Linked DNA regions of Homo sapiens: regions 2 and 3 are each linked to region 1. The links are chromatin loops, found by intact Hi-C in ENCODE. Cell type or tissue: heart right ventricle. All regions are shown on one strand. Links, peaks and the distances in the headings refer to the core of each region. The heading gives the core; the rest is flanking DNA.

The links. A loop is a pair of places that touch in the nucleus more often than their neighbours do. Peaks named below come from ENCODE experiments on the same cell type or tissue, not always from the same donor. Only the 100,000 strongest peaks of a DNase experiment are listed, where the experiment ranks them.
Region 2: it touches region 1 in a loop (14-fold over the local background); 47 of 110 quality-filtered maps call a loop at or near these places.
Region 3: a loop joins it to region 1, with 3 times the contacts of the local background. A loop is called at or near these places in 47 of 110 quality-filtered maps.

The regions. Positions count from the first base shown.
Region 1 is chr12:43,334,617-43,345,161 of GRCh38, reverse strand. No RefSeq gene overlaps it. Among named protein-coding and RNA genes, the nearest start is that of LINC02461, 180 kb to the right of the region's middle. In heart right ventricle, for the core only: CTCF peaks have their summits at 5,853, 6,057, 7,810 and 8,014 (motif pointing right); no DNase peak of the experiment used is centred there; H3K27ac peaks cover 1,779 bases.
Region 2 is chr12:42,479,378-42,489,922 of GRCh38, reverse strand. All of the region lies in intron 1 of PRICKLE1 (prickle planar cell polarity protein 1), which reads left to right. Among named protein-coding and RNA genes, the nearest start is that of PRICKLE1, 110 kb to the left of the region's middle. RefSeq lists enhancers at 3,547-4,286, 5,076-5,984, 6,701-6,820, 8,035-8,646 and silencers at 6,171-6,430, 6,501-6,550, 6,941-7,010, 8,960-9,160. In heart right ventricle, for the core only: CTCF peaks have their summits at 6,782 and 6,981 (motif pointing left); DNase peaks (open chromatin) are centred at 5,702, 6,052, 6,952, 7,632 and 1 weaker place; H3K4me3 peaks cover 3,770 bases; H3K27ac peaks cover 4,842 bases.
Region 3 is chr12:42,470,016-42,478,251 of GRCh38, reverse strand. It overlaps PRICKLE1 (prickle planar cell polarity protein 1), which reads left to right. Exons shown (of 8, transcript NM_153026.3): 2 at 5,688-5,867; 3 at 7,893-8,006. The coding sequence starts at 5,736. Among named protein-coding and RNA genes, the nearest start is that of PRICKLE1, 120 kb to the left of the region's middle. RefSeq lists an enhancer at 2,842-2,911. In heart right ventricle, for the core only: no CTCF peak of the experiment used is centred there; no DNase peak of the experiment used is centred there; H3K27ac peaks cover 2,450 bases.

The DNA.
Region 1 (10,545 bases), core at 3,465-8,464:
ACAGCTCAGGCCATGTCTTCAGAGGGTGCAAGCCCAAAGCCTTGGCAGCTTTCATGTGGTGTTGAGCCTGGGGGTACATAGAAGTCAAGAATTAAGGTTTGGGAACCTCAGCCTAGATTTCAAAGGATGTATAGAAACTCCTGGATGTCCAGGTAGAAGTTTGTTGCAGGGGTGAAGCCCTCATGGAGAACATTTGCTAGGGAAGTGTGGAAAGAAAATGGGGAGTTGAAGCCCCCACATAGAGTCCCCAGTGGGGCACTGCCCAGTGGAGCTGTGAGAAGAGGGCCACCATCCTCTGGACCACAGAATGGTAAATCCACTGACAGCTTGCACTATGTACCTGGAAAAGCCACAGACACTCAATGCCAGCCCATGAAGGCAGCTTTGAGGGGGGTTATACCCTGCAAAGCCATGGGGGTGGAGCTGCTCAAGGCCTTGGCAACCTACCTCTTGCATCAGTATGATCTAGATGTGAGACACGGAATCAAAAGAGGTCATTTTGGAGCTTTAAGATTTACTGATTGCTCTGTTGGATTTCAGACTTGCATGAGTTCCTGTAGTCCCTTTGTTCTGGTCAATTTCTCCCATTTGGAACAGGTGTATTTATCCAGTGCCTGTACCCTTATTGTATCTAGGAAGTAACTAACTTGCTTTTGATTTTACAGGTTTATAGGCAGAAGGGACTTGCCTTGTCTCAGATTAGACTTTGGATTTGGACTTTTGGGTTAATGCTAGAATGAATTAAGATGTTGGAGGACTGTTGGGAAGGCATGATTGTTTTTTAAAATGTGAGGACATGAGGTTTGGGAGGGGCTGGGATGAAATGATATGGTTTGGCTGTGTCCCTACCCAAATCTCATCTTGAATTGTAGTTCCCATAATCTCCACATGTTGTGGGAGGGATCCAGTTGGAAGTAATTGAATCATTGGGGCAGTTACCTCCATCCTGCTATTCCTGTGATAGTGAGTGAGTTCTCACAAGACCTGAAGGTTTTATAAGGAATTTTTCCCTCTTTGCTTGGTACTTCTCCTTCCTGCCATCATGTGAAGAAGGGTGTGTTTGCTTTTCTTTCCACCATGATTGTAAGTTTACTGAGGCCTCCCCAGCTATGCAGAACTGTGAGTCAATTAAATGTCTTTCCTTTGTAAATTACCCAGTCTCAGGCAACTCTTTATAGCAGCATGAGAGTGGACTAGTACAGCCACTGAAATTCAGAAGTAGGTCTAAGATTTCCCACTGTTGAAAACATCACTGGCTAGGCACGGTGGCTCACACCTATAATCCCAACACTTTGGGAGGCCAAAGCAGGAGGCTCACATGAGTTCAGGGGTTCAGGACCAGCCTAGGCAACGTAGTGAGACCCCATCTCTACTAAAATTTTTTAAAATTATCAGAGCATGATGGAGTATGCCTGTAGTCTCACCTACTTGGGAGGCTGAGGCAGGAGGATTGCTTGAGCCTGGGAGTTTGAGGCTGTAGTGAGCCATGATTGTGCCACTGCACTCCAGCATAGAAGACAGATTGAGACCCTAACTATGAAAAAAAAAGAAAAGAAAGAAAACATAACTTGTTTATCCATTGCCTCATTTAAGAAACACTGTTTATATACGTACCCTATGAAGAGCTAGGGATACAATTCTAAGTACGTAACTTTTCAACCCTCATCATGCTTACATTCTAGTGTGGGAGCTAGGCATATGCAAAGTAAGTGAATTTGGTTGTGACAGTGCTATAATTCAAGTTGGTGCAGGGTACAATGGGACAAAGAGGAAGAATTAATCTGGTTCATTTAGACTTGGGCTGTGTAGTGGGAAAATATTTTATAAACCCTGCTCATATCTTCAACACATGAGTAGACAAAGCCAGCTTTAAAAATTAGAATTTTTTTTGTTTGAAAGGAAAGGAAATCCGAACTTGAAGAGGCTCTAATCAAAGGCTTTTCTTAGAGAAACCTTCTGGTTACAGCCACTCTGTGAGCTGGGGTAACATAGGCCTCCCCCTCACTGCAGAGATGCTGGATAAGATAGAGCAGCAGCAACCACAATATGCATAGCCAAGCTCAAAGTGCAGAGGGAAATGAACAGTCATTCTAATGTTGTATACTCAGAAAAATAGCAATAAATGTGGAATAAAGTTATTTTCATACAAAGACTGTGTTTCCTACTCATGGACCCTTGCTCAATGACCTACTCATGGACCCTTTACTGACCATTAAAATTTTTACATCAGTAGTAAAGGCATGGATCTCAGAATGTAAATGCAAAGATTTAGTTAACATTTGTGTAAATCTGAATAAGCCCTGACTGCAAAAACTAACAATAAAAATGTCCTTTTTTAAAAAATTAAAATGCTGACCTACAACGAGTTTGAAAGAGGTAGGAGGGTGATTTGTAATTAAAGCTTTCTGAAGATCTCATTTTCTTTGGGAATAAAGTAGAGAGATAAAATTCAGACTTTAGTTAAATAAGCATGTTTAAAATTATAAGGGTGACTATTGAAAGTTCTAACTTCTAAACAAGGATAGGAGAAAGAGAATATAAACAAAACTTCATCAAGGGAGGAGATATGGAGGAAAATAAAATAAGCAAAGAGAAAGCATGGTAAAAAATAGCACAAAATAGGCAGTAAAACTGAATCAAGATATATCAGTAATTTTGGTTTTGTTTTCGTTTTTCAAGTCCAGCTTATGTGCTTTAAAGAAATGCATATAAAACGTAGTGATTGAAAAAGTTAAAAATAAGGGGTTGAGGAAGAGATATTTTAGGTAAGTATGAACCTTGTAGAATTACTAAAATTTGCAAAATGTTCTTTAAGCCTAAAGCATTGGAAAAGGTAAAGACAGTTATTACAAACAACTATTACTGAAAAAGTGTCCTGATCCAGACCCCAAGAGAGGGTTCTTGGACCTTGCCCAAGAAACAATTTGGGGTGAGTCCATAGAGTAAAGTGAAAACAAGTTTATTAGGAAAGTAAAGGAATAAAAAATGGCTACTCCATAGGCAGAGCAGCAGCATGGGCTGCTTGTGTAAGAATACTTTATTTTTTCATTATATGCTTAACAAAGGGTAGATTATTCATGAGTTTTCTAGGAAAGGGGTGCGCAATTCCTGGAACTGAGGGTTCCTCCCCTTTTTAGACCATGTAGGGTAACTTCCTGATGTTGCCATGGCATTTGTAAACTGTCATGTTGTTGATGGGAGTGTCTTTCAGTATGCTAATGCATTATAATTAGCATATAATGAGGAGTGAGGATGACCAGAGGTTACTTTCATTGCCCTCTTGGTTTTGGGGGGTTTTGGCCGGCTTCTTTACCACGACCTGTTTTATAAGCAAGATCTTTGTGACCTGTATCTTGTGCCAACTTCCTATCTCATCCTGTAATTAAGAATGCCTAGCCTCCTGGGAATGCAGCCCAATAGGTCTCAGTCTTATTTTACACAGCCCCTATTCAAGATGGAGTCACTCTGGTTCAAATGCCTCTGACACAACCAGAGAAAATATTTATCAGAAACTTAGGGCAATCCTGAACCCACGCACCCAAACTCATAGCTTCAAAATATAAAAAGTAAAAATGGACAGAACTACAAGAAAAAATGTGAAAATGTAATGGTGTCAGAAAATTTAATTTGGATATTAAAAACAAAACTTCCAAACAACTTGTAGGTTGGAGAAAGACTCAGTATATTTTGTAATTTTAAATAAAAGCAAAACACGATCACAGCTTGTAAGATCAATGTTAGCAACAAAAGGAAGCAAAAAGAAGACAAACTAAGGATAGGACCTGTTTGGGAAACCCTGGGACACATGAAGAGAATCATCTGGCCTGATATTCCTCCAGATGTTTTGAACTGAAAGACTTCTGAACTTTCTGAGCCTACAGGAATGGCCAGCCTCTCCCTAGTATGAACCAGTACACCCTGCATTCTGGAAGATGATGCAGAGGCCCCTCTTCCACAAAGTTTTAGGTACCTCTTTCTGGATCTGCCCTTCCCTCTCCTCCTGGGCACTAGGACACTGGACCTATAAGTAGGATTAAGTCACAGCATGACCCAGCTAGGGACTTACTGGGCTTTATAACAAAGGAAAAGAGATATTTCCCAAAGGAGCTGCAAGACCTAGCCAACATGTACTGGCAGAAGCTGGAGAAGTGGCATTTGAGGGGGCCTGCCCTGCTGAGAGTTATGGAGATAGTCAACAGAACACGTTATCTAAAGGGTCAAAATATGAGGGGAGTCAACAAGGGCATTACTCAGCGTCTACCAGTAGAAGACATCAAAAGAGGCCAAGCACAGTCATTCTTTGCCAAATTTTTGGACTTGAGGCAATTTTCAGACTCAACACCCATTGACTGAGGAGTGGCTTGGTCCCCAGGAGGAAAGACTGCCAAACCCCAGTGAATTTATATGCTAATAGTTTTCCCAATCCTTCCTCTGAAACATCTATGGACATTTACTCAGATATTGTGCACTAAGGAAATGGGAACGTCTATGCATTTCAGAGACCATTAGATACTGTGTCTGAGATAATACTTACATCTGGAGACATGAAATGTCATCATAACCATTAGGATGGGGTCCAGATAATAAATGGAATCCTGGCTATGTTCTGATTTATATGGGGTTCGCTAGGTCCATAGATCCATAGGTCCACCTGGTGATCATTCCTCTAATCTGAAGGTACAACTGGGATTGAAACACATGGCAGTTGGTACAATTTCACATTGGGTCCTTGGCCTGTGGGGTGAGATTTGTCATAGTAGGGAAGATGGAGGTCTCCAAATCTCACACCCAGTCTGGAAGTCTTATCACATTGTGGAGGTAGTGATATTGAGGGAGGATGGCAGAGATTAGTGCCCTTAAGGATCTAATGAATCCAGGTTCCGGGGATAGTGTTTCCCATCTTATTTCCATTTAATTCACCAGTTTGTATGCTGAAGAAACTGGATGAATCCTAGAAGATGACTATAGCCTACCACAAACTCAACCAAATAGTAATTGTCAACACAGTCTTGGTGGCAGAAGTGGTATCTTTGCTATAACAGATTAATATGACCTCAGACACATGGTCTGCAGCCACTGATTTACCAAATTTGTTCTTTTCTATCCCCAAAAGGAAAGAAGATTAGAAATAGTTAATAATCACATGGATTGGACCCAAAAAGTTACATTTACAATTATGCTTCACCTCAAGACTGTATTAATTTTCTCATCTTCTGTGACAGTCATACTCCAAAGAAATATGGATCATGTGGTCATCTTTGATCATCACATTGATCCATTACATTGATGGTTATATGTAGACTGGATTAGATGAGCAAGAAGTGGATGATGGAGGTCTTGTTAAATAAAACATACCCACTGCAGAGGAGGGGAGATAAACCCCATAAAAATGTCAGAAACCTGACAGAAACCTATGAGTTTAGGGATTTTAGTGATCAGAGCTCTGCTGGGACATCCTGTCCTGATAAAAATCAAACCTTCGTATCTTACAGCTCTTACCATGAAAAAGAGAGCAAAATAGCTGGAAGACTTCTTCGGGTTCTGAGGCAACATATTCTACAACTAAAAACACTGCGTTGGCTCTTATACTGAATTATGGGACAGTGTGTGAGTTCTATGAATTGGGTCTAGAATGGGAAAGGGCTTATAGCTCATTCAGGTTGGGGTCCAGGCAGCCCTGCCACTTGGACCATGTGATCTGACAGGCCCTATGGTGCTGGAAGTATCAATGGTGAGAAAAATGTCATGTGGAATTTGTGACAAGACTTAGGCAAAGAATCACAATGCAAGCCCTGGAGGTTCTGAAAAAAGGCCATGCCATGTGCAAAGAATTATGTTTTTCAAAACAACACCTGGTGTAATATTCTGCTGAAAGCCATTTTATTTTACTACTTAAAATTAGTTCACACACCAATGTTTCATTTTAATATGAAAATCAGCATAAAATAAGGACATAAAAAAATCCCTGATAAGGGTACTAAAGCAGAAGTAACACAAATCATGCTCAAATGCTGGAGTTGGTGCCCCTTTGACATTATGAGTCACAGTCAGTAGAGGATGCTGTTGCCTTTTATAAAGCTTTTCCAAAGAGCTTTCAAGGACTGTGACCTCTAATAAGGGCAGGAAGGAAAAATGAAAGTGAGTAGCAGGGATGGTGACTTCCTGCTGAGCAAAATAGCAAGGACTGAAATAGCTCTCAGAAGGCAAGGGAGATTATAAGCAGATGGAGGCTTTGGTGTCAAAACTGCCCTGAGAGCAATCTCTAAGGTGATTTTAAAGACAAGGAAACTAGATAATTGAGGTGCTTTTACACTGCTATCTCCTCCAGCATGTAATATAGTCATCATAAAAGTAGACTATTGCTGGATTTTTTTTGTAGCCTAATCTTCATTAAACAAAATTGTCCTAACATAGGATTTTGATCAGGATAACTTTAGATTTACTTCATTGCTTTTTGATGTTTTGGCAAGGTCAGGTGTGTGTACTGAGGTTTGCAACATTTTTCCTATTGGCCCAGACTGTAGGTTTCTTTCATTTGTGCATAGAGATGTGTCTCAGAATATGTTCACAAATCATGATAGAAGTCATCAACACAGACATTTGAACAGGGCTGGGGGGCCTTTAAGAGGGCAGGAGTAGATAATATGAGCCAAGAATGAATACCAGTTCTACCCTTCTCTGCCTGAATTCAAACAAGTTGTTCCACTACTCTTATTTCTTTGTCAGTTTCTTGATTTCTTTGTTTGTAAATTATTCACAGCAGTGGTTTAGCCATCAGTATGTGTTAGCTATTATTCAGCAATTGTTTCCGTTGTCTCGTTGCACTTTCACAACAAGGTTAAGATGTGGGTGGATAAAGTATTTTTGTCATCACTTTAAAGAGGAAAAAGAGGATGTTAGGAGAGTTTGAATTGTATGCTGCATTCTTACACCTAACAAATAAGAGTGGGATTCCAATGCAGCTTTGTCAGAAGTCAAAAACCATGCTCTTTTTTTGGTAGATTGCACCAATGTTTCCGGTGTAATCGTTCACTGGCATGAAGATTACCTGTGCTTCCTGGTGAAAGGCACCTGCCAAGTCAGTGGGCATGCCCTCAGGCCTGGGGTTCTGCATTTCAAACCTGCTCTCAGGTGGCCAGCAGCTCAGCAGCATTTCCTGGGAGCTCATTAGAAATAAGAATCTTGGCCCCAGATCCACTGAATCAGAAGTTACATTTTAACAAGATCCCTAGAAGATTTATTTGTTTGTTAACTTAGAAAGCATTGATCTAGACCAAGAGGTAGGCAAATTTTGTGTAAATCACCAGATAGTAAATATTTTAAGCTTTGCAGTCTCTAGTGATTCTTTTGCATGTTAGTCTTAGAAGTGCAGGTTTGACTCATACTTTCCTCCTTCATGAGGGTAGAGTGGTTCTCTGATGAATTAAGGTCTCAATAGGGACATGTAGGTACTTCTTATCTTTGGACAGACCCATCAACTTTAGGTTCTAAATGCCTGCCTGATAACAATATATCTTCTAGTGGAAAAGCACCTAAGTCTGTGAGCACTGAAATTACAAGTGAGCAAAAGTCTTTGACTCCATGTAAGTCTTAACCACCATTTTTTGGTGATTCTTTGTAAACTCTTAAGTACAGCACAAATATACAGCACAAATATACTGAAACAAGAATCTTAATGTCAGTGTTGATAGGAACACTGTGGGGTTCTTGATGGAATGCAGATGGGCTGCATCACAAGGAACTCTGATTGAAAGTTCTAGAAAAGGCCCAGGAATCTTCCTTGTAAGCCTATCTCACAGGTGATTCTGAAGCAGGTGATCCAGGGATACCTTGGAAAACCCTAGCTCTAGCCACTGTACCTGAAACTAGATTTGGTACCTATGGTAGAAGATTATGAACGAATTCTCAAGAAGAAATGACAGTGAGATTTCAAATGATTTTTTTCTTTTAATTTTGGTGACTGAATCTGATGTCCCCAAGTTTACAAAATGGCTGGATATATCCACTAGAGGTCATGATTGAGTCTATATCAAGACCAGATTACTGTTAGGATTCTCACATATTTTGGTCTCAGAATCACTTTAAACTCTTAAAAATAATGAAGACCTCAAAGAGCTTTTGTTTAGGTAGGTTATATATTTTTATTTAGTTGAGAAATAAAAACTGAGAACCTCTAAAAATATGTATTAATTTATTTTCAAATACCTATAATACACCATTACATGTTTATATAAATAATATATTTTTATGAAAAATAAACATTTTCCAAAAACAAAAACATGATTATTGAGAAAAATGGCAAGTGTTTATGCTTTTGTAAATCTCTTTAATGTCTTGCTTAAGAGAAGACACCTGGATTGTTACATTACTTCACACATCTTGGAAAACTACACTGAAAACTCTGGGGCAGTGAGAGTGACAACTGCTATTACTGTCATAGTATTAGGAAAATAGTTTTGACCTCATAAAACCCCTCATGAGACTCATTTGAGGACCCCAAGATTCCTAAGACCATACTTTGAAAAACACTGCTTAGAATAAAGATAAAGCCAGCATTTCACAACCTGGGGAATAAAAGTCTAAATTTTTTATTCTGGCATTTCAGACCTTTCCAATCTGCCACCAACCATCTTTTCTAATGTTTATCTCCTATTTCTCTACTAGCTAAAATTTGTAGTTATACCAGTTGGTATTAATCTTCTCATTATTTTCCTATTTTTGGGTCTCTGCTCTTGTGTTTTTGTGTCTCTGCTCATTTTAGTTTTTCTCATTGAATCACTCTCTGTTAAATCTTCTGTATTAGCACTGTATCAAATATAAGATTTTTAATTACAAACTTTCAGTTTGAACTTTCTATGTTCAGAGTAAGCTACCTTTCCAGAAATATTTTTCTTACTTTTAGCCTACTGCCCTTGTATTAAATGACATCCTTAAATATTAATGTCTATGATGGTCATTTCAGTATGAATTCTGTTTCCCTTTGCTAAGTTGAAAGTTCTCTGAGGATGCCTTTCTATACCAATCACACTTTGCACAGGTTTTTTTTTTCTTTCTGAACATGTAGCTAGTACTATTTTAATGAATAAATGACAGAAACATTGATTTTTTTACATAAAGATGCTGCTACTGATGTATTTTAAATGAGATTTTCCAAAAGAATAGTCAAACCCTTTACATAATTTCATTAAAATGTCAGAATTTCAAAAATCAAAGAGAATGACTCTTAAGACATGAATGAGTTTATGATATTAATATAGAATCAAAGCTGATAATACATTATTTAAAGTGCTACTTAATTCTCAGGATCACCTTCATTGTATGGCAAATGGAGATGAGCTAAAAAGTGGAACTAAATTCAACTGTGATTTAGAAGAAATTTGGGAACTTTTTTGTAAGTCTTTTATATACAAATGGTAATTTTAGGTGAACATTTCATAACCTACAAAGTGTCATTTGGAAATAGGTTCATACAGACAAGCTGTATATTTCATAATGATTTTCTTTTTATTCAAACCATATAACTAACATAGCTTGTACCTAATTTTATGTTTATGTATTTTTCATGTTGATGTATATTTCTCCAAAAAGTCATACACAAAGTTTATCTGTTTTCTACCACCATTTATTAGGCTGTCCATCTGAAAAGTACCAGTTCTAAACAGATTTGAAACAGCAAAATATTCCCTTAGTATTTAACAGACAACAAGAATGAATTTCTCATTTTCCATAATGTTTTCATCCCTCCCTTGCTGTATCCAGTTTAAGATTTTCAATTGTAAACTTTCAAATTTGAATTTTCTGTGTTCAGAATATTTTTACTAAAACATTTGAATCACTTGAGTGCTTTTCCCATGGTTAAACTACAAGAAAAGAACAGGATTTATACCAAACCGTTCATTCGATCCAGCCAAACTTCCTAAAGAGGGTCCACATTGTAATTTTCTATTACAGTGAAGAAAACTTTGACATTCAACAGATCAGAATTTAAAACTCAGCTTCAAATCTTTGGTAAGTTAGTACAATCGGCCCTTCACATCCATGGATTCAACCAATGGCAGATCAAACACTTTTTTTTTTTTGAAATTGCATCTGTACTAAGCACGTAGAGACTTTTCTTATCATTATTACCTAAGCAATACAGTATAACAACTATTCACATAGCATTTACATTGTATTATACATTATAAGGAATCTAGAGGTGATTTTAAGTATATGGGAGAATACAAATACTACACCATTTTATGTCAAGGACTTGAGTATCTGTTGATTTTAGTATTCATCAGATGTCCTGGAATGAATCTCCCATGGATACTGAGGGATGACTGTATAAATTTTTAAGACTATGCTTCCTCATTAATTAATTATTATTTATTTATTTATTTTTGAGATGGAGTCTCACTCTGTCACCCAGGATGTAGTGCAGTGGCACGATCTCAGCTCACTGCAACCTCCGTCTCCCGGGTTCAAGCAATTCTTTCTGCCTCAGCCTCCAGAATAGCTGGGATTACAGGCGTGCGCCACCACGCCTGGCTAATTTTTGTATTT
Region 2 (10,545 bases), core at 4,270-9,269, 860 kb after region 1:
AGCCAAAGAATCTATCAGTGAATCCATGGATGGATGCATGAGGGATCAGACAGCCCCTGTCCCACTATGTCTGGCTCTATGGAAATGTGGGACTGGTGACACCCTCCTTCTCACAGTATTATAAGTAAATGCAGCAGAGAGTCCACTCTTGAAGCTTGTGACTGGGAGGAAGAAAGCATGGAGAGGAAGTATGCATTCAGGTATCTTCTCATACCAACTAATACTTAAATTTGGAATTTTTTTTTTTTTTTTTTTTTTTTTTTTTAGAGAAGTCTCGCTCTTATCCCCCAGGTTTAAGTGCAATGGCTCAATCTGGCTCACTGCAGCCTCTGCTTCCTGGGTTCAATCCATTCTCCTGCCTCTGCCTCCCAAGTAGCTGGGATTAAGTCGTCTGCCACCATGCCCGGCTAATTTTTGTATATTTTAGTAGAGACGGGGTTTCACCATGTTGGCCAGGCTGGTTTCGAACTCCTCACCTCAAGTGATCTGCCCACCTCGGCCTTCCAAAGTGCTGGGATTACAGGCATGAGCCACTGCGCCCGGCCTTAAATTTGGAATGTTAATTTCTGCTTTCAAACTTTTCTTCCATATATTAATATTGTAGTATATTTTAGTATATTGAGACCCTGTCTCAAATAAATAAATATTTATAGGGTCTGGTGACAGCTCCAGACCCTATCTCAAATAGATAGATAGATACAGCCAGGCGTGGTGGCTCATGCCTGTAATCCCAACACTTTGGGAGGCCGAGGTGGGCAGATCACCTGAGGTCAGGAGTTCGAGACCAGTCTGAACAACATGGAGAAACCCCATCTCTACTAAAAATACAAAATTAGCCAGGCGTGGTTGCGCATGCCTGTAATCCCAGCTACTCAGGAGGCTGAGGCAGGAGAATCGCTTGAACCTGGGAGGCGGAGGTTGTGGTGTGCCGAGATTGTGCCATTGCACTGCAGCCTGGGCAACAAGAGCGAAACTCTGTCTTAAAAAAAAAAAAAAAAAAGATAGATTGATAGAGAAAAGGTTTACATATAATGTGAAAATATAAAAATTCACTTATTTTATCAATATAATTTTTAAATGATAATTTCCTATAATCTGCCCTCCCCTGGAAACCATACTACTGGTTTGGTATTTATAGTATCTAAATAATTTTGCAATGTATATGTCAGCTTACCAAATATTACTTATAACAATATGATTATACTGTATACTGGGGTTTGCAATTTAATAAATGTTGGATATGTTGCCATGGTACAGCTCTCTCAATATTTATTGGAATATATTTTCTTAGTTTCTTAACATTTTGGTAGCTTTTCAGTAGTGAAATTTAAGAGTGTATCAAACCACAGATGGACAGGTGTTGAGAGGGTTGCAGAGCCTAAGGTCAGAACCTAAAGTTTTTTATTCAATTAAGCTGAATGCTAGTTTAATTATCTGTTCATGAAAAGTAACAAACATTTCCTGGGTTGGGGGAAGGAGTATTTCAGAATAGTTGGGAGTAAGGGTTAGGGTGGGCAAAGATGGCAGTGTGTCTTCAGTAGTAGATAACAACCCTGAACAAGGTCAATGAACGGACCTGGTCCTATATTCTCCCACACAACTTGGGCTGTGGACTCCAGACAGCACAGCTGTAAACACCTATCTGGTATTAGTGTCATAATCAGCTATTGAGTCTTTAGAGACCCAGGAAATACTAGAACTGGTGGAGCTTCTGGGAGCATCTAGTTAGAGAGGGAGGTGCCTGGGGGCTGCCTTGGAACAACAGGGGTGAGGAGAGTTGTGGGAGAGTGTCAGGAGGAAGCCAGTCCAGAACTTCAACAAAGCAGTGACACTTCTGTTTCTATATCGAGATGTTTATTTCATTTTATTTATTTATGTTTTGGAGACAGGGTATCACTCTGTCACCTAGGCTGGAGTGTAGTGGCATGATCTCACTACAACATCTGCCTCCTGGGTTCAAGCAATTCTCTTGCCTCAGCCTCCCAAGTAGCTGGGACTACAGGCGCCCGCCACCATGCCCAGCTAATTTTTGTATTTTTAGTAGAGATGGGGTTTCATCATGCTGGCCAGGCTGGTCTTGAACTCCTGACCTCAAGTGATCCACCCGCCTTGGCCTCCCAAAGTGCCGGGATTATAGGTGTGGGCCACTACGCTTGGCCGAGATTTTTTGTTTTAGTTGGAAAGTGGATTGTGTTCTCTCCTCAAAAGTTCTAAACATTGACCTAATCCAAACTCCAGCATTTTTAGAGATGAAAAACACAACACCTTAGAGAAGTGATTCCTCCCATTGTCACATAGTAATTGACAGATAATAGACATTTAAGTCTCCTAACTTCAAACCCAGTGCATCAGGGTACTGTGAAGGGAGAGTTTACCTCCCTCACAAAGGAAGGAGGGTCAGGGAGGGGATGGGTGCCTAGGATTATTGGAGTAGTAAATCTAAAGAGGGATTGGGTGTAGAAAACGTTAAAGAACCAGTGCTCTCTAATCACATTGCTTTAAATATAATCAAAGGGGAAAGAGTAATTGGAGACCTTGGGAAACTGCAACCTATTATAAAACTTTATAATGCCTGTTAGCCCTAAGAAGAGCTTGGTATCTGCCTTGGGGCCCTTCCCTGGGGATGCCACAGACCCAGGTAATGGTAACTAGAATTTGCAAATGTTCAATGACCCACCAGGGTATAATGACCAATCGGGGATACAACAGAAATGTTTAAAATTGACAAGAAAGTAACACATTTGGCATAAACTTTCAGCAGTAACAAATTTGGAAAGAAACAAAATATCATTACAGTGATTCCTTTGGATATTAGTTTCTTCATCTGGGTAAGATGTAGGATCCCAAGGGTTTTGTGAACTCTACATTTGTATGATTGATTTTGTGATTCTTTTAGATACCTATCTACATAGTCAGAACAACCAAACTGCTGTTCTGGAATATGCTCGCATTGAAAACTAGAACTGCCACCCTATTTAATACTACATCTGCCAACTGCCCCTCAAATTTAGGTTAGATGTCATTTGTGATTATCAGAGCCTTTGATCTCTCATTTCTATTAAGAAACCTGAAAGACATCTAATCATTTAAATACATTCTTCCTAGATTGCTGGAACTTACAGTAGTTATAAATCCTTTCAAATGTCTGATACCAAGAGCAACTAACTCTTACCCTTAAAACTAAAAAGGAGGTCTTTTTAGAAGGGAAAAAATGAAGGCAAGGAGCAGAAAAGACCTCAGGGTCACTATATACACAACATGGAAGAACCAGGGATTAGCGCCAAAGTTGGCTTTGTACTGTGTCCTTTATCTCTTTCTACCAGACCCAACGCAGCTGGCTGACATTTGACAAACAAAATGCTGCCTCTTTATTTCTCTGCCTTTGGCATATTTCTGATTTTCTATTATCCTCTCCTCCATTAGGACATTGTAGTTCAGCTTGACTTTAGATTAGAAACAGACTTGTACAGGTATAGTATACTTATGAGGGCCTGAGAAGAATAATGTCTGAGAATCATTCATTCACTTAACTCATGTTTATTAAATTTGTCTGCTATGTGCCAGGCATCATTCTAGGTGCTGAGAATACAGTAGTGAGTCCCCAAAGTCCCCAGCTTCTAGGAAAGGAGAAAGACAACGAACGATAAACAAATAGACATGTAAATACCTGGCAATGCTAAGTGCTTTGCAGACAAATATTGCAAATGGAGGGAGGGTGATATTTTAGTTAGGGAGTTGAAGCCTTCTCTGTAGAGATGACCTTAGAGCAAAGACCAGGATGGAGCGAGGGAACCAAGCCCTGTGAATTTTTGGGCTTCCTTTCTCAACTGGCCCCTAAAGTGTGATCTGCAAGCATGAATATTCCACCTGGCTGAAACAAAAGGATGCTGGTTGGGGGCCTTGCTCTCCATTCTGCATAAGTTCACCCTTGACAATAACAACCCCTTTCAGACCAGACTAAAGTCTGTTTCATTGAGATTGAACCTTTGTAGGAAGCTTGCAACTGTCTCCACACTGCTTCATCACTAAAAACGCTTACAATGGGTAATAAACCATGACAGTACCTGTTGAAAATATAACAAAACGTATTTACAAGTAACTGCGTTAGAGGAAGCACATTTACAATGGCTGACATTTAATAGTGATAAGTGCTGCTATAGTTTGTAGTTGGAAGTATTTTGTTGCCTAATGTAGCTGTCCTTTAAAAGCTATTCCAAAAAGGGTCTGCCTGGCTTAATGTATTCACCTGCTGATACTCCCTTTATCATAATCATATGATATTTCAGAGTTTGATTTAAATCAATAATTGATTGCGCATTTCTCCTATAGGTAGGTAGCTGAAATCTTCCCTGAGGAAGCCCAAACAGAGTGAAGTAGGAAAAAGGAAATCTGACCTAGGTATTCATGGTTAATTTTACAGATCCACAGAGGAAAATGGTAACCTTTGAAGTCTTCCCACAAATCCCTAAACTAGGCCTAAGGCCAGAAGAGTTCTATATCAGAACGTTTTGGGAATCGTCTTCAAAACCGGAATCCATTTGGCCAATAAAGAGTCTATTTGAATTACAAATTGTGTTGTCCGAATCAGTGTTTCCAAACTAGTCTACCAGCAGAGCCACAACTTTTCTGTTTCTGCCACTTTAAGAGAGTAACAAAAAAAAAAAAAAAAAAAAAAAAAAAAAACTTCTCAGCTGCCTTACTTTGTAGCTGAGATAACAGAATTTGGCCACAGAGTGATTTACTTGACTGATCTATTTATGGCAACTTGTTTATGTATTTTTAAATCACAGTTACAATGAGCTATTGTTCACGTGTATACTGTAGAACCACATAGGTTGCAAATCAATCCCAAGGAATCCTGATGGTACAGGATTATTTTTTAGCTTAAAAAAAAAAAGATACCAAAGGAACTGGTGACCACTTTAAATTGCTTTTATTTACTGATATTTTACAAATTGATGAAGCTCTTAAATATTGCATTTTCCCCTTCATTCTCTTGGTATTTCTATCACCTTGTGATAAGGAGGCTATAGTGGAAACTAAAATTTGTAGTTCAGAAGAGATTAGACCTCTACTGATGAGTACTAATCTATCATTTTTTTTCTGGGCTTGCTTTGAGGATATGTTTTGCTTCTCTTGACCCTTTCTGTAGACAACTGAAGCCAAACTCCACTTTCTCTCAGTGTACCTACAAATAGCTCAGAAACAAGATTAGCTTCAGTATGGGACACTTCCTTGTGTTTGAATAATGATATTCACTTAACCTATTTGTAAAAACTCTCAGTAGTGTACTTGAGTTAGTACATCGCGTGACCTGGCTCCTTTTCTTTGCTGTTATTTACTGATAAAAATAAATCTCCTGCGCTAAGCAGTAGGAATCACTCCGAAATGCAGGGAAAGTCCTAAGAGAATTCATATGCTAATGAGCCCTTCTAAGTGAGAACTTGCTTAAATGTGCCATTTGCTGACATCATTGTTATGGGCAGAGTGGAGATGATTTCTTTAAGAGGTGGCCTTTCATATTCTCCCAGCGTTTCGTGGCCCGCGCGTGCACCTGCGGGAGGGGGAAGTTTACATAAGCGTCCTAGGGTATTTGCATCTTAGCGGCTTCACTCACTGGGCTCGGGAGAATGGAGCGGGCGGGCGGCGGTAGGTGCTCGAGCCGCTAGGCTGGCCAAGGGGGTGGGTAACTTTTCGAGGAATTGTGCGCGCGGGACCTCGTGGAGATCGGCCAGGGGCACGGTCAGCAGTGACAGTTCCTGGAAAGCGGGCGGCGGCGGGAGCAGGCTGGGCAGGCGCCGCCCGCGGGCGGGAGCGGGGAGCTGGGTCCGGCTGGGATCGAAGGGCGGGATCGGCAGGAAACGAAATGGTTACTTTTTTTTTTTTTTTTTTTTTTTTTTTTTTTTTTTTTACTGCGGGCTCTGATTACTTTTGAAGATCGCCGGCCCCAGGCGGGCTCCCGGCGCTGAGCGGAGACGAGTTTTTCTCCCCGCAGAGGAGGATCCTGGAAGGACGCGGAGCTGGGGCTTGGGGGATGCAGTGGCCTGGACGAGGTGACTCCAACCCGGGGGAGCAGAGTCCGTCACGCCGGCAGGGACCGAGGGTCTCTGCGGAGCTGGAGGACCTTTTGTGGGATGCCTCACGGCTGCTGAGGGGCTGCAGCGGGTGAGGATCGCCGCGCTGCGCCGCCAGGGAGCTCGGCGGGGACCGGCCGGGGGGGAAAGTGCGTCACGGCGGGGCGGGGGCGACCCCTCGCCCGCCAGGCGGGGCCAGCACCGGGACGCGACCCGGGGGCGCGGTCCGCTGCAATGTAGTGGGGACCCGGTGCTTGCTGCCCCACCCTGCTGGGGTCTCCTCCGGAAATGAGTGGGTGCGGGTGACTCGTAGGGCACCCAGCCCTCTGTTCCTTCGGGAGTCCTCCGCTCCCGCTCCGGGCCGCCAGCCTCCTTCAGACGCAGAGCGGGCGGGCGGCTAGTGCGCGCCGAGGGCTCAGGGGCCGGCGCCGCGAGGGGCTGCAGGCCGCGCTCGGCCGCTGTCCGGGCCGCAGGTGGGAGCCGCTGTCTGGGTCCCAGGGCTGGATGGCAGCCGGCGGCGGGGACTGAACGCGGGAGGGCTGCAGGGTGCGCGCCGGCGAGGGGCTTCTCGTTGGAAGCTGAGGGACAGACGTGGGGACCCGTGGCTGCTCGGCCCCACCGTCCAGCCGCAGGGCGAGTGCTGCTCCGTGGAGGTGACACGGCGCCAAGAGCGGCGCGAGGCTTTCTGCTGGAGGAGGGTAACGGGGAATTCGAAGGCGACTGTTCTATGCTGGAGGACAAGGGGCACTGTTCTCTCGGGGCTTCGCGTCGGCGCCGAGGAGGGGTTCGCTCGCTGCCTCTGCGTCCTGAGCTCGGCCTCTGGCTCCTGGGGCCGGGGACGCAGAGAGGGGCTGGAGCCGGTCGACCCACGGCCCAGGGCGCCCCCTCGCGGCCTAAGCAGCGGCCGCCGCCTGGAGCGCAGAGTTTGCGGGGCCCAGGGGGCGCCGACGCCCGCTCTGAGGCGTCTCTGCTGCTGCGGCGGCGGGGATGGGGACGACCCAGGGGACCCCCTGCAGCCATCACTGGCAGCCCCATCAAGAATTGGCCGGCTGAGTTTTCCCAAAGTACGGTGACATCCTTTCCTTCTCGCTTCCTCCAGCCCCATTTTTAAAAGCTCGGCCTTTCCCGTTAGTCTGTGTCCTTATAAGCCAGGCTATGTGTGGAATTTGTTTTTACAACTCGAGTCTTGTGACTTCTCAAACACTTTCTTGAAGTGTTTTCTCTGGAAACTTGTTTCAAATGGGTGCTGTAAGTTTCACAAAGAGGAGTGTTGTTCAGGAGCCAACAGGTGACGGGGCGAAACCTGAGTCTGTGTGTACATTGGAGTCAAGTCTGGCTGCCGTTTCCTCGGGCCACTGTTGAAAATAGAAATCCAAAAAATCAATAGAAGACTGAGGAGAACACGATTTTGAGAAAATATCTGCATCCCCCATTATGGAAAATAATGGGCTCATTAGAGCACCGCCTTGTGTGGTGCCCCTCATTCCATGGCATGCATTTTGGATTTTGTCTTTACATACTCGTGTGCGGATAATCTGACCCTAGAAGCGCCGCGCTGGCGGAGGACCAGGCTTTGTCGTCATGTTTCCTCCTTTTGTTTCTTACTGTCATGGAATGTACTTGTGCATGAAATTAGAATGCTTTGAAAGAGTTCCACATTTCCTCTTGGAAAAATGGATAGTTTCTTGACCATTGGGTGATGTGTGATAGCCCACTCAGCTGTTGGGAAATGTACAAGCTGGATGGAGGTTTACCTCGAAAATGCTGGACGGAGGTTTACCTGGAAAATACAGAAAATACTAAAGGGCATATGGCCTAATGCCACTAATTGCTCGTATGGAAAACTTAGTAAAGGAATGTTTCATAAACAATATCTCCTGATAACTTCATTATGTTTTTATTTTTCAAATAAGTGAAATTGAATTGGGCTTTGTTGGCAGTGACTTTGTCTTTAGTAGACAGTAAGCACTGAATGCCCCTTGAGTGTGTGAAACCTTTAAAGAAATGACAGTTTAGTGTCTCTTTTACTGGAAAATTCACATCTCGATTGAAGTTAAGGACATCCTAAACAAGGAAATGTGTATATCCATAAGGGTGGTATATTTTGTATTGTGAAAAGAATGGATGTGTGACATGTTTCTGTACTGCTAAATTAGTCTGTAGTTAAATTTAATTCACCTGCATATGTAGTCTGGGAGAATTGGAGTAGCTTTTGAATGGAGAACCTGTGATCTGCATCTTCCATGCACTAAGGCCTTGTTAACAAGCAGTTTAACAAAGAAGCTGTTAAGCAGTTTGTAGCCCACGGATGGCACTTAGCAGCAGGGGACACCTAGGGAATGTTGGCCTAACTGACTTCACAAATCAGTATCTGTTCTGGCTTTTGGTGATCAGAGGATTTCTAACTTCCCTGGGCATGTTCACACAAGAAATACTTTTTCATAGGGATCTTACAATGCCATGGTAGTCTTCATATAGGAACTAGAGTGGGATTGCATTGGAGAAAAAAATGTAATTAGGGATATGACCTTATACTTCATTTTCAATGGCAGGCCCTGACAATTACTGTTTTCTATTTGCATGATTTTGATTTGGTGACTTGGTTCAAGAAAATTATGAATAATAGGAATCATACCAGACCTGATATACAGTTACAACCTCAATATGTATCTGATTAAACTCATTCTCCTGAAATCCCTCAAATCCTCACTCCCCTTCTGAGTTGCCCTAAGGTACTTATGTATTGGTATGTCAATCACCTAATACTCAAAACTGTCTTTGGCCCAATTTCTTCCTTTCCTATTAGTTCCTTTTACTTTCCCTCCCCAAGTCACTATGTGTAAGCTTTCTTAGGGACAGTGTACTAATTGGCCCCTCTCAGGTTCTTTATCTTTTTCCTGACCATCACTACCATATTAATCTTCTTTAAGACCCAGAAGTATCTTGTGGCAGTCTCCATTCATGTCTTTTGCAGCTTCCCATTGCCTGTAGTGATAAGCCCACAGTTTTCTGCCTGAAATGTGTAATTCTTGAAAATAGGATTCAGACACCATTGCCATCTGTTGTTGCTTCTTTGGAAGAATCTGTCTTCTAGCAAAACCGTCCACTCTTCACTGCCTCTGGACCTTCATATACTGTGCTGACTTATTAAGCTCTTTACAGAAACATAGTTATGGCTCATTTATGTATATGTCAAGGTCAATCAAGATAATAATCCTTAGCTATCCTGGAAGCAGCATACAGACCAGTAGAAAATGAAATGATCCCCAAGTGGCCAAAATAGCATAACGAAATAATAAACCTTCTCTTTAGTTTGAATAACACCTTCTCACACTGTATGCTATCTTATTTCACCAGTGGTTACTGTGCTTATAGGAGAAGTCCTTAAGCCCTTGTCCATGCCATAATTACTACATAGATTTTTTTTTGGGACAGGGTCTTGCTGTATTGCCCAGGCTGGTCTCAAACTCCTGGGCTCAAGCAATCCTCCCACTTCAGCCACCAGGTAGCTGAGAGTATAGGCATATGCCCAGCTTCTGTGTACTTTTAGACAAACTTTTTCAAAGAATGGTTGCCTAATACCGGAAGCAACAAATTTTGAAAGGTTTGGAGGTTGTTGGCTGTGGGCAAAAGAGAAAGGCACCTTAATAAGAGACAGGTAGCAGGGATCAAAACATTATGAGAGCAGGGAGAAAAAAACCTACAAAAAGTTTGCTAGTTATCATAAATGTATGGGTCAGGGGCCATTCTGTTTCTTGAATCCCGAAGCCAGTGTTTTCTACTGTGCTCAAAATGAAAACAAATGATCAGCCGAAGGCTAAATCACATATAATTTTTACACGTGCCACCACGAAAGAAAGCAAGGAGATGAATAATGGAATTTTTTTTTTTTTTAAGATGGAGTTTCGCTCTTGTTGCCCAGGCTGGAGTGCAATGGCATGATCTTGGTTCACTGCAGCCTCTGCCTCCCAGGTTCAAGCAATTCTCCTGCCTCAGCCTCCCAAGTACTGGGATTACAGACATGCGCCACCATGCCCGGCTAATTTTGTATTTTTAGTAGAGATGGGGTTTCACCATGTTGATCAGGCTGGTCTCGAACTCCTGACCTCAAGTAATCCACCCACCTTAGCCTCTATAGTGCTGGGATTACAGGCATGAGCCACTGCACCCGGTGGCTACATTTCTTTCTAAGTTCTGGCTTTTAATGGAATAAATGTCAGTTGGCTCCTTTTGGCATTCCCCAGAACCGTTCAATAACAACTTTAAATATAAGGATGAATGAATGAATGCAGTGAATGAACCTAGAAAGTAAATTTCACAAAGGAACCCCTCATTATATCACTGTGTTATATGAATAAGGCCATACTTGAATTTGGGGAACAAGCTTTACCTAGAAAAACTGTCATGCTCCATAGACCACTACACATGCTGTGTGCGAATGTGTGCACGCACACACGCTATGTGTATGGTA
Region 3 (8,236 bases), core at 1,264-6,263, 860 kb after region 1:
AAGACCAAGACAATAAATCTGCCTTAGAATAGTCAAGAATACTGATGTTTTGAGCTGTGGTTAGGTAAAAGAATGTAAAAAAATACACTCTCAAATGGATCCCACAGAAGTGTGTATACATATGAGAGAGAAAGAGGGAGAGGGAGGGAGGATGATGATGCAAAAGCAAATGGAGCAAAATGTAAACCATTGATGAGTCTGGGTAAGGGATGCATCAGAGTTCTTTTACTATTGCAACTTTTTGGAAGTTTAAAGTAACGTCCAAATAAAATTGTACCAAAAAAAAAAAAAAAAAAGTATAGGGCAGGGCCACTGTTAGTTCATCTAAGCATGGTTCTACAAAAGAAAAAAGAAGCATCATAAAAAAAGTTTTACTCTGTCATAACCCCAACTTTGAATAGTTCTATTTCCATTATAATGCAGCCTACTTTTAAACCTGATTCTGCCCGTTTCATGTGATCAACCTTAAGAGACAATACCTGAAAATAAAGTTATTAGAATTTTTCTATTAGGTCTGATTTACCTGTGGTCTCATATGCTTGGCTTAAAGCATGATGTTTTGGCAGACCACATTCAACCATGGTTAGGTATCCTCAGGAAGACCTTCAGCCATGACCCAGAGCAGAAGGAATGGCCAGGCTCCCTTCTTCCTTCTGTGCTACAAAAGTAAATACCATATAGTGTTTTAAATGCCTAAGGAAGGGTTATTTGTGAGGTCATATATATATATATATATATATATATATATATATATATATATATATATATACACACACACACACACACATATATACGTATATACATATATACACATATATACATATGTATATACATATATATAATATGTGTATATATATATATTTTGTTTTGTTTTGTTTTGAGACAGAGTTTTGCTCTTGTTGCCCAGGCTAGAGTGCAATGGTGTGATCTCGGCTCACCGCAACCTCTGCCTCCTGGCTTCAAGTGATTCTCCTGCCTCAGCCTCTCGAGTAGCTGGGATTACAGGTGTGCACCACCACACCTGGATAATTTTGTATTTTTAGTAGAGACGGGGTTTCTCCATGTTGGTCAGGTTGGTCTCAAACTCCCAACCTCAGGTGATCCACCCGCCTTGGCCTCCCAAAGTGCTGGGATTACATGCGTGAGCTACTGCGCCTGGCCACGTCTTTATAATTTTTAGTGTAACTTTTTACAAGCGTAAGAACTGTGTTTAGCTGCCACTGCTTTACCCGACTGATATACTTAAGAATAGACTCTCAGGATCTCTTGGCAAGTACAAGCAATCTTTAAAAATAAGAAAGAAGTCAGGTGCCATGGCTCACGCCTGTAATCCCAGCACTTTGGGAGGCCGAGGCAGGAGGATATTTTGAGTCCAGGAGTTTGAGACCAGCCTGGGCAACATAGGGAGACCCCATCTCTACAAAAAACAAAAACAAAAAACTTTGGTGTGGTGGCACATGCCCGTGGTCCCACCTACTTGGGAAGCTGAGGTAGGAGGATTGTTTGGACCTGGGAGGTAGACAGGCTGCAATAAGCCATGATTGTGCCACTGCACTCCAGCCTGGGTGACAGATAAATAGGAAAAAGAAAAATCTAAATTGAAGTTTTCGTGTTATCAGGTAAATAAGTTGCTAGAAGCCAGGTGCCGTGGCTCACGCCTGTAATCCCAGCACTTTGGGAGGCCAAAGCGGGCAGATCCCCTGAGGTCAGGAGTTTGAGACCAGTCTGACCAACATGGAGAAACCCCGTCTCTACTAAAAATACAAAATTAGCCAGGTGCAGTGGCTCACGCCTGTAATCCCAGCACTTTGAGAGGCCGAAGTGGGCAGATCACCTAAGGTCAGGAGTTCAAGACCAGCCTGACCAACATGGAGAAACCCCGTCTCTACTAAAAATATGAAATTAGCTGGGTGTGGTGGCACATGCCTGTAATCCCAGCTACTTGGGAGACTGAGGCAGGAGAATCTCTTGAACCTGGGAGGCAGAGGTTGCGGTGAGCCAAGATGGCGCCATTGCATTCCAGCCTGGGTAACAAGAGCAAAACTCAAAAAAAAAAAAGAAAAAAGAAAAAAGAAGTTGCTAGTGATGATGTAGCAACTCTTAGCACAGCCTGGTCCCAGTGGAGGCCATGCCATATAACTTTTTTTTTTTTTTTTTTTGAGACGGAGTTTTGCTCTTGTCACCCAGGCTGGAGTGCAATGGTGCGATCTTGGCTCACTGCAACTTCCGGTTCAAGCAATTCTCCTCCCTCAGCCTCCTGAGTAGCTGATATTACAGGGACATACCACCACGCCCAGCTGACTTTTATATTTTTAGTAGATTTGGGGTTTCACTAGGTTGGCCATGCTGGTCTTGAACTCCTGACCTCAGGTGGTCTGCCCCCGCCCCCCCCCAGCCTCCCAAATGCTGGGATTACAGGTGTGAGCGACTGCACCCAGCCAACATTTTTTTAATGTTTGTGTTTTGATGAGCTCTGAGAACTTGCGAGTGAATGGTTTTGTCATTTTAAGTATTCTCTGATATAAAGGAAAAAGAAAAACTTTCGTCAGTGAATAAACTCTGAACCAAGTGCTCATGAGGCCATTGAATTTTTACAATCCTTTTTGACTGTATATCCTTAAAATGCCTTCCGTGGGTAAAGTGGACTACCTTCCAGTTGTGTCATTTTGTGTGTCTGCAGCGCAGGTAGCTTGGCTGATTCACCAAAGAAAAAGGAATTGGCTCCATCAGCACTCCCCCCCTGGAGGCAGTGTGGGGTTGCAGGGGTTTAGGATCACAGCCAAGACCGGTCCTAAGACCACTTACTGACCTTGGGCAATTGACCCTGAGGGACATTGCTCTGAGGCCCAGTTTCCCCATCTGTTAAATGAGACACCACTTACCGTGGGTTGCTTGATGCAGTGATTAAATGCCGTAACACTAATGGTACCAGCCAGGCATGGAGAAGTAAGTTAGCCATCTGCTAAAAAATGAAACAGAAAGCCATGCCTGTAATGAAAAGGGTATTGTCACTCATGTCCTTCAGTTGGACTCTTTACTTTGTGCATGAATGACAGTCAATCCTCAGTGTAATTTGTTGAAAGGCTGGAATGAACTTGTGGGAATTGTAAGATTGAGATGTGGCCAGAACTTCCAGGTGATTGGGAGGAGGGGATGGTGGGATGGTGGCATGTAGTGCTAACGTTGATTTACCTTGATTAGGATAGTAATTTACTGCACATTTTTCACAAAAAGGCTAATCAGGGAGTACAGCTGTAAAAGTAATTCACATCTTCGGCAATCTGTATCTTTGTGCTGGCTTGGAAAATCCATGGCTTGTCTTAATTTGTGATGTTTTCTCTTGTTTTATAATCCAGTGACATTTAATTTTTAGGTTCTATTTAATATTTATGTTCTTTGTAAATCTGCAGAGCAAATACCTTAGTGTCTCCCTGCTTAGCCTGATTTAGCAGGGGGCAGATGTTCATATTTCATGATTTGGGTTAAATTTCATTGAAGGCACTCATTCTCCTGGTAGGAGTTTTAGAGTTACTAATTAAATTCTTAACCTCTGGTTCTCTTCCTTTGACATGTGGGAGTGGTTTTTTCAAAATATCCAAGACATTTTCTGACTCATTAACACATCCTTTTTTATTGAGGAGTCAGAGGAATACGCCTATGTTTAGAAAGCCTTTCCTTAGTCAAGACATGAATGAGTCGCACCTGTGTGAAATGATGCCTTGTTTAAAAGGTCATAACCTCCCAATGGTAGTGTAGGAAATGAGGTCATCTTCACTTCTTGTTCAGGGTGAATGAAAGTTAAATTTATTAGTTGGAATAATATATGTGTGGCATTGCTCCTACTGCTAATAAAGATTGTAGCTATGAGGTGCTTGCCCTTCATTTATGAACTGTTACAATGTTAATTTTCTCAATGTCCTATCATTTATAAAAGAAAAACCATAAATTTTAATCAAGTTTTATTTTATTTTATTTTTTTCGAGACGGAGTCTCGCTCTGTCGCCCAGGCTGGAGTCCAGGGGTGCAATCTCAGCTCACTGCAACCTCCGCCTCCCGGTTTCAAGCGATTCTCCTGCCTCAGCCTCCCGAGTAGCTGGGATTACAGGCACCCACCACCACGCCTGGCTAATTTTTGTGTTTTTAGTAGAGACGGGGTTTCACCATGTTGGCCAGGCTGAGCTCAAACTCCTGACCTTGTGATCCATCTGCCTCAGCCTCCCAAAGTGCTGGGATTACAGGTGTGAGCTACCACGCCCGGCCAATAATCAAAGGTTTTAATAGGTAGTATTTTCCAACACTCAGTATTTAGAGTTGAATTGAGATAGTCACTGAAAAATGACTTAGTCTCAGGCTGAAAGTGTATGGCTTTTCACTGCCTTTTACACTTGTTTAAGCAAATGAGAACTTTTTTTTTTTTTTTGACATCCTTCCTGAGATGGAAGAATGTTTATTGAGGCAGAAGAATTTTTGGAAGTCTGACATGTCAGTGTGTATGTGTGACTAGACTCTGGCTTTTAGCCATATGACCTTGGACAAGTCTCTTGACTTTCCTGAATCTTGTTTTCTCTAAAATCATTGGGTCGGGATAATTATCTATAATTTTCTTTCTTTACATCATTTTTTTGTGGGTGAAAGGCCCAGGTATAAAAAAGCTCCATCTCTCCATCTGGTTCTGAAAGTTCTGCTATTATTATTTTTTTCTTTGTGCCCTGGGATGAGGGATGATTTTAATAATCAGAAGATACAAAGAACATAAATGGTGATAGCAAAGTTCCTGGGTTCTAGGGCAGGGAATGTTGTCTTGACACTTTTATAGCCCTTCATCCAAGGAGGCTTTTTATTCAGAGGAGGATTTACATCTTACTCTGCCCATAGCAGGCTGATGACATTTCACACATACTAGGCACTGACTGCATAACTTTTCAGCGAATGCCTGCTTATGATGCAATTAAACATTAACAGTCACCAAGCTGGATTTTATTTTCACATAGTACTGTATTCAGTGACTGTTTGTTGAAGGAACTCACTGATGAATGTCTGACTGACTTTAGCCCTTAGTAAAGGCTTGAGGATTTAATGTGCAGTATAAGGATTTAATTGTGCTATTTCTATTTTGTGTGTAAACTCAGTTTAGTGTCTTACAAAACATAATTAGAAATCTGAAACCTAAGCAGTTTGGCTGAGTGGACCCACTCTCAGGAGGCAGCACTGCCTCAGTTGGAAAAATTGCTTAGGAAATACAGGGGTGCCGAGTGGGGTCTTGAGCCATTTTTCCTGGGGCATAGTAGTGGGCAAGGCAGGTAGCCTGACCCCGACACTTCTTTCTACAACTTACAGTATGTCACAAGGATTTGTGGGCAAGTTAGAAAGTCAACACATCAACTTTCTTGAGAACTTTTCTAAGGAATCGACTGTAGAGAGGCACCTTTTAAAGGCTCCTGGAAATAAACTAGCTTTGGTGGCATGTTCTGAAATTCTGAGCTGGCAAAGAGACTACTACCAAATTATATAGCTCTAAATTTTAAATTTCAGGGGGCCTGGGGCCTGGGGGTGGTGACAGTAGTAATTTGGTTACTTTCTCTGGGCCCAGCTGTCTGTTAACAGCATTCAATAAAAGCTCTGGGTCGGGGGTAAGAGAAATGCATTCAGGTTTTAGATGTCTTTGTTTTTTCTTATATTGTTCACAGCAGCCATTGTTTGATGTCCTGTGACTGAGAAACCAGGCTTTAAACTTTATGCCTTTGGAGATGGAGCCCAAGATGAGCAAACTGGCCTTTGGCTGTCAGAGAAGTTCCACATCAGATGATGACTCTGGCTGTGCATTGGAGGAGTACGCCTGGGTCCCCCCGGGCCTGAGACCAGAGCAGGTAGGAACTTCATCATCCTATATTTACTCTTTGTTTTTCAGTGTGAGTTCAGACTTTAGAACATTATTTTGTAAATGGATAGAACATCACTGAGATGCTGGAATACCACCCTCCTCAGTCCTTATTCTTCTTTGTATGGCTTTGAAGTTTTACTTTTGAAGGTCATATTTAGTTTCTCAATGGAAGTTTCCAATCTCGTCGTACCCATGGTTCCAGAAGCCTCATAAGGATCCCATTTTTGCTCTAATGAATGAAATCCAGAGTACTACATATGCATTGGTTATGTGTATTTCGGATGAATCCCTCTTGAGAGTGAGAGGAATTTCCCTTTTAAAAAACTTCTGTGACAACAAAAAGGCAATAAAAGAAAAGAGAAAAGTTTCCATGCCAGTTCTCAGCAATGCTTTTGCTTTGGAAGCGAGATAGTGAGCTATCAGAAACCCTCTGAAGTGTTACTGCTTAGACGTTTGACCTTTGATAACTTTGCATATAAAAGAGCCTGTCACTTACACCACAGGGATTGGAAAAAAAATTAAAGAGTTAATTTTATGCTTTGTTTGTATTGTTATTTTAGGGAAGATGAGAACATTCCATATGCCTATTTAATTTTCCCAATATCTTTACAATGATTAACTTGTTGAAAATCACTGGCGATATTATTAAAAGAGCAGAGGCATCATTTGAAAATAAAGTTGACAGTGGGGTATGTGGTTGCTTTGCTTCTGATGTTAGGGTTCTGTTTCCTGTAGGGTGGGACGTTTTATGAGAATAGGGTATCCTTATTTATCCATGGCATAGCACAGTACCTGGCACGCATGTAGCTGATATTCAGTAAGTGTTTATAACTGTAAAAAGCTTCTAGAGCTGATAGAATGGGGAGAGGGTGGAGTGCTGGTGAAGCAGTTAGAAAAGCAATATTTTGACAAACTACTTAGAGAGAATCCCTTCTTACAACTTAGAGTGGGTAGGTTTTGTGTGGTACTAAGGTATTGAAGTAGACAGGCCCTAAATTCCTGTCTCCTGTCTTTTTTTTCTTTTATTCCTTCTCAGCTCTGCAGTATCCTTTGCAGTACTCATTAAGGGATGTTCCTTTAAAGACATCAGAAAAACAAACAAGCAGAAATTAAGTTTTCCTTTCAGAGTGAGCAAAGTACAGCTCAATGTGGCTTCTCTCCAGTTTGCCTGGGGAGGCTGACTTCAGGTATTCAGAAAATAGCACTCATGGAAGCAAAGAAAGCTGATGTTTGAGAGAACCTGATAAAGAAGAGTTTACAACATTTAGCAAAACAGCCTTTGTCTTTGTGTTGTGTAAAATTCAGAGAGCAAATTAAATGTGTTCGTGTAGTGGCTGGATTTTGGACCATTTCACACAGTCTGTGTAGTAATTTGCAGGATTCACCCAGGACTCTCTCTCTTGCTGATCTCTTGTCTGACCCCTTGGAAGACTGGCTGAGGAGGAGTAGTCTTTTTTTTTTTTTTGAGACGGATTCTTGCTCTGTCACTCAGGCTGGAGTGCAGTGGCGCGATCTTGGGTGACTGCAACCTCTGCCTCCCAGGTTCAAGCGATTCTCCTGCCTCAGCCTCCCGAGTAGCTAGGATTACAGGCGTGCATCACCACGCCCAGCTAATTTTTGTAGTTTTAGTAGAGACAGGGTTTCACCGTGTTGGTCAGGCTGGTCTCGAACTCCTGACCTCAGGTGATCCACCAGCCTCAGCCTCCCAGAGTGCTGGGATTACAGGCGTGAGCCACACCACCGGGAAGAGTGGTCTTAAATGTGCATATTTTATGGTGCATAATTTATGATGTCCCTAATTGTCACTACAAATTACATTCCTGAAGAGCAATTTAGCAGCTGGGTGCTAGTTATCTGAAGGTTTGCAGTTCTGCTGAGTTGGCTCAGCTGGTCTTCTCATTAGCTACAAGAGGCCAAACCCTGTACCTAGGGAAAGGTAACTTTTAAAGATTAAGTGAGCTGAGATGCTCAGTTCTGTATGTTGATGCCATTCTCACTGTCTCTTTTGCAGATCCAGCTCTATTTTGCTTGCTTACCAGAGGAAAAAGTTCCTTACGTTAACAGCCCCGGAGAGAAGCATCGGATTAAACAGCTTTTGTACCAGTTACCACCACATGATAATGAGGTAAAATAGCAGGAAGAAGGCTAATTAGAAAAAAGAAGAAAAAATGCATGAGAAGCATTGAGATGCTGCTCATAAACCCCAACTCCTCACTGGCGAGGGCTCCCTTTTGCCTTTCTTTAGTTAAAATTTGGCCAGAGAATACAGCTTTCCATTCTTTGAGAGAAAGAGAGAAAAGAGTATCAGTGTAATAAACTTAACACAAGTTGGTTTTTATAGTGTTTGCAGCCACC